Regions from separate parts of the Mus musculus genome. Here region 1 is linked to region 2. The links are chromatin contacts, found by Hi-C or POLR2A ChIA-PET in ENCODE. All regions are on one chromosome and are shown on one strand. Each heading gives the region's core, a stretch centred on a gene start or an enhancer-like site at or near the end of the contact. The rest is flanking DNA. Distances are from core to core; before and after follow the strand shown.

Region 1 (2,700 bases), core at 109-2,608, 38 kb after region 2:
AGGAAGCATGAAAAGGGGAAGAAGGGTTTCCACAGACGCTGGCTGCTACCTGTCTCCTCCCTCTAGCACGCTGGGTCTGTGCCTGCCGTGTCCTCCCCCTTCAATCTCACCACACCTTTTCCTGCACACTGTAATCACTGCGTGCTAGGGAATTTCAAAGAGGCATACTAGCTTAGTGGGCAAGAGAAGTCATTTATGATCCAAACTAGTTTCAACCAGTAGTGACCTTGGCAAGTCATTAGGAAAGGCTGCTATTGGAGCCAATATAGTCACAGATGGACCAGCAATTGTGGAGTATGAAAGGAGGCAATGGGAAAAGGACCTGAAGTCCAGCAGTCAGATCCAGGTGTGGACCTGCTGATCTAGAGGAGGTGTGAACAAGAAGCTATCTGGAAGGGCTTCTCAGAACCTAACCTGAGCCAAATGAGTAAAGGGAGGCTGAGTTTGGGACTCATCACACGGGCCCGTACAGTTTGTCATGGAAACCACTTCACACTAGATTATGCTGTGGCTGGCCCTTGAACTTGCCCTGACTAGTCCATAGTGGGTGGGCTGGGGAAACATGGAGATAATCCAGACACATGTCTTCTCTGGAGAAGACACCCCAGCAAAGAGATGTGTCACTGCCAAGGGCCACCAGGATAGAAGCAGTGGCTACTGCTCTGGGCTGAGATTTTTATAAAGATGGGAAGGTACCAAGAGTTAAAGCACAAAACTTTCTAGGTCCTCCGTTAAACTTTTCCAGATGTGGGTGATGGGCACCCTATTCCCAGATCACTCAGAGTGAGCTTAGTGCTAAAATTAAAAGGTGATGAGAGAATGTGAAGTTGACACTTGGATGGACTGAGCAACGGACTCCTTATTCACTTTAACCTTAGCTCAATCGGACCCCTGGGTGCCTACAATGGAGATTTTTGAGTCACAGTAAATTTTTACAGAGACACTTGTAGCAGTGGTTACAGGGAACGTCACATGTGATTTATCAGCGATGCTTTTAGTACACATTAATGAGCATCCAGAGAGAGAGGGGAATGTCAGCTCCTGGTCCATCTGTGGCCAGCAAACATAAATGCTCCCTAGGGAGTCAGTCCAAGCCTTCCTGATGAGGTTGAAACTAAAGTTAACTTTACAGCTACTCTGTCATTGTTGTTCCTTGGGGGTTTATTTATGTCAGATGGGGAAAATCTAATTGAATACAAACCGGGAGAGATCTGGAGAAAAGAGAATCTCAGAATCCTGAGTCACCAGTTGGGACCTGGACGAAAACAATCCAAATACGGTAGCTTGGACAGCACTGACCTTCCTGGAGCAACCTGCCAAATTGTGCATCTGATAATTGGTCAGAGGAGACACTGGCGCTCATCACTGCCTGGCCTCTCGGGAAGGAGTGCTGGAGCCAGATGCTGACTGGCAAAGAACCAAACTACTTCCTTGCTTCAAAATTCAAGGCCGAAATAGCCACACACGAGGACACAACAAGAAGGCAGGCAACTTGGTGCTTGTTCCTGGTCCCAATTTCTAGTATTTTCCCTGCACATAAGGATATTCAGAAGTAGATGGTTTCTGGCCACTATAACAAGTCCTGTGGTGGAGGGGGAGGAAGTTAAGGCTCAAAGGTACAACTGATGGGCCCAACCCTTGAGAAGCTTATAATCCAGTCAGAGACAAAACGCACACAGGAACTTACTGAAAAATAAAAGCCTGGGCAAGGAGTGGTTTCATGGGCAAATTTCAAAAGAACACATCACTTTTGGTGGCTCTGCCATGGCTGGTGACTGCTGTCATAAGCATGCACATGACCTGAAGTGGTCCATTTGCTTTTACCATTATAGCCCTTTGGGGTACAGAAGATAGTAGTTTTCCTGGAGGTCCCAGAATGAGCCCCACCAGAAGATGGGACACCTGGATTTGTGGGCCTGCTGGGAGGCTAAGCACTGCAGTGAAATAACTTTATTGAGTACCAGAACCATTAACAATCTCCTGCAACTCAGAAAGAGACGCCTCGAGAGTGATCTTGGGGGTCACAGGTTTGTACCCCGTCAGCATGGTTCCTGAAGGATATGGTCAAGAATGGAAGGGTACACAGGCATCTCTGTGCTGCTGCTTGGCTCTCCTGGGAGACTGAAACAGAAAGTGCATCAAGAAAGCAGAACAACTCAGGACTTACTTTGCAAATTTAATGCAGAACTGTGTGAAGTATTTCCGTGTGGAAGCCAGGTTGTCACGGATGATGGGGACGTTTTGCTTAATGTGAAGAATAACAGAAGTGACATAAGGGCTCTGGTCACCAACATGCTCCACGTTCTGCCAAGGCATCTGAAACAGACAGGACAGAGCCAAGCTTGAGAGCCCCTGCAGGGGAACAGTGTTAACCTGTTAATGGAAACGGGAGTCGGGGGTGGAAATTAGTCACTACTTGGTATCACAGGGATTGGCATCGTCTGACACAGAGGCCGCTTTGGAGTAAAAGTGAGCAAGCCGCCTGCCTCACCAGTGGCATGGAGCGCAGGCTCCACTCCGCCTCCGAGGTTCCCACTAATGCTTCAGGCAGCCTTCTCACCTAAGCAGACATCATGTAAAGTGTGCTCGCCACATCACTAAGCAGAGGAATGAGAACACCTAAGCCCATAGACCCCTTTTCATAGGGGTCGCATGTCAGACATCCTGCATATCAGATATTTACATTATGATTCACAACAG
Region 2 (2,700 bases), core at 46-2,545:
AGGCACCAGTGAGTGTCTGATCGGTGGTCAGAGCAGGAAAGATGAGAGAGACTGAAAGACCAAGCTGAAGCAAGTTTCACCTTGGAGTGGAAATAAAAGGTGCTGGTTTTTGCTGGGACAGGGTCAGTAGGTCAAGAAGGCCCCACACCAGCAAAGCTCCATTTTGGTCCTTAAGCATAACACTTGCCGCTGACCTCCCCATGGGAGGCACAGTCACAGCTCTCCTTCAGTCTTACTTTGAGCTTCTACTGTAGACAGGATGTGGCCTTTCTTGAGCTGTGCTCTGAATATCATCACCTGAACAGATCCCAAGACAAAACAGACTTGGGAGTTTTTCTTGCAAAGAGTTTAAAGGAAAAGAAGGAAAAGGATTAATACTTTCAAAGCCCTGGCCACCTGGAGGACGCTGATCTCATTAAGTGCAGAACACTGGCTGGGAAAAAAAGACCTACCAGACCCTGAAGACTCTTGTGTGTGACTAACCCCAAAGGCTGTGGTCCGCCTTGCGCCAGGAGCCCAGAGCACACCCCTCTCCCAGGTCCCGGCAGAGGGAGGCCGCTTTGGGAGCAAAGCCGCGGGGCGTGGGCCCCCCGGGTGGGGAGGGCCCGGGATCCCTGTCCGTGTCCCGGGAGCCCCACCCAGCCCGCCCCAGCAGGAATGTGGTCGAGCCGCAGCCTGGCAGCCTCGGGGGCCGCCACCTCGAAGGGAGGAGACCGCGGCTTGCCTCTCCCGGGGCTCCCGCGCCTCCCAGGCGATGACAATTTTCCAGCCACTGGCTCCAGCTGGCCAGGCTCTCTCGCTACGCTCCCGCCCCGGCTCCCGGCGATGGCCACGCCGTCTCGACGGGCGGGTGGCCGCACCGACTGCGAAAGCTGGAGACTCCCCGGGGAGGGCTGCGGGTGGGCCGGGACTGGGAGAAGTCCGCGCGGGAGGCAACTCACCGGGACTATAGGGGTCACCGCCGCATCGGGCTCCAGCGTCCCTGCGACCGGAGCGCGCTCCCCACCGCCGCCCGCCGTCGCTGCGAGCCCCCAGTGGCTGGGGCTAGGGCTTGGGGGCAGCCCCGAGTCCGGGCTGTCCAGGACGCCGTCGCCTTTTTTCTTCGTGTCCACGAGTTCAGGGACATCCTGCAGGCTCAGCCGGCCCACCATAGCTGCACGTGTGGCGGGACCGGGCACAGCCGCCGCGGTGTTGGAGTGCAAGAGAGGGCCGCACACGCGGGCCGGGGCCGCTGCCCTCCGGGCTGCCCTCCTTGCCCCGCCGCCGGCGCGTTGTCCGGGTGTCGCCAGCGGCCGCGCTCGTTCGAGGCCCCGCCCTCCGCCCCGCCCCGAGGGCTGGCCCAGCCGCGGTGACCGCCGAGAGGCCAAGCGCCAGGGGCCGCTGCGCTCCCGCCGCGCGCCGCCCAGCTCGTCCGAGCGCCGATCTTCCCGCGACGGGCCTCCCCTCCCACCTCCCCGGCATGCCGCGACTGGCAAAGCTGCGAGGCTTCGTCCGGCCCCGCACCCTGTCCCTATGGTCCACGGCGATCCTTGCTCCATGCACTGTCCCCCGGCCCCCGAGAGGTGCTAATATCTCTAGATCTGGCAGCCCAGAGCCAAGGAGTCCCAGTCTGCAGAGGCCGGGGGCGGGGGGGGGGGGGGGGGCGTGGGGAGAGAGGACGAGCAAACAACTGGAAATTATTAATACTTAATGCGCTTCGTATGGCTCCAGCGGCCTGTTGGCTCAGCAGGGCCTGCTCTGGCTCTCACGTCTGCCCCGGAGGAGAGAGGGCCTACTCCTCCGGACTCCCGGGGGCGTCGATCACTCCCTGGTCCCGGGCACAGCTGAACAGGCTGTGGCCAGTCCAGGCAGGGAAGTTCTGAGGGTGTCACAGGCTTGGATCTCCCAAAGAGACCAGCAAACAGAGCAGCTCTCTTAGGGAGTCAAGATTCCCCTTATGGAGGCCACAGTCTATTCACTCACAGGAACTTTCTCCCTCTGTCCTATCAGAGGGAATCTCTTCTACAAACAAAACAAAACCTAAACTCAACAGCAAACAGACTGTGGTCCTTCCTGATAGGTTTGACAGAGAAGCTCTTCTTCAGTGGGAAGTAATTGAGTTGGGGTGTGCCTAAAATCATTGTCTTTTCTTCTTTCCTTTCCTTTCCTTTCCTTTCCTTCCCCTTCCCCTTCCCCTTCCCCTTCCCCTTCCCCTTCCCCTTCCCCTTCCCCTTCCCCTTCCCCTTCCCCTTCCTTCCTTTCTTTCTTTCTTTCTTTCTTTCTTTCTTTCTTTCTTTCTTTCCTCTCATGGAGATGTCCCGGGGTCAACACCAAGTGCCACGTGCTCCACCAGAAGTCTTCCCTGGATCACCTTCGTGGTCCAATCCACATCTTTGCAAGAACAAAGAACATCTGTCCTGCTTGGGGCAGATTTGTTAAAATATATATATATATATATATATATATATATATATATATATATATATATGTTCAGAGTGACTAGATCTACCAGCAAAGTTCAGTCCTCCTTTCTCTCTACCCATCATTTTTGATACGGAGAGAGAAGGGCTTGCCTTTAATCATGTGATGGATAGAAGGCAGCTTGCTAGGAACAGAAAGCCAGGGTCATTCCTTCTACAGAGGATACATCCTGTAGGGGGCTGGACTGGGAGGTTGTTCATTCATTCAGGGGTGGTGGGAATAGGTTACAAAAATCTACAG

The links. A loop is a pair of places that touch in the nucleus more often than their neighbours do. ChIA-PET counts read pairs that join two places held with the same protein, here RNA polymerase II (POLR2A).
Region 1: a map of gastrocnemius shows a loop between it and region 2 (4-fold over the local background). The contact joins the enhancer-like site here to the promoter of Rflnb in region 2. A Hi-C loop is called at or near these places in 8 of 37 maps with a recorded cell type or tissue (adrenal gland, gastrocnemius and heart). POLR2A ChIA-PET finds 5 or more read pairs at or near these places in 1 of 5 experiments (Patski).

What each region holds. Positions count from the first base shown.
Region 1 is chr11:76,064,574-76,067,273 of GRCm38, forward strand. Vps53 (VPS53 GARP complex subunit) reads right to left here. Exons shown (of 22, transcript NM_026664.4): 18 at 2,168-2,316. Among named protein-coding and RNA genes, the nearest start is that of Rflnb, 38 kb to the left of the region's middle. Within about 2 kb of position 1,359, at least 1 of the 3 ENCODE cell types and tissues checked has a DNase peak (open chromatin) inside an H3K27ac peak, as active enhancers do; it is gastrocnemius, where a contact is called at or near this core.
Region 2 is chr11:76,026,487-76,029,186 of GRCm38, forward strand. Rflnb (refilin B) reads right to left here and starts at 1,296. Exons shown (of 3, transcript NM_029658.1): 1 at 942-1,296. The coding sequence starts at 1,151.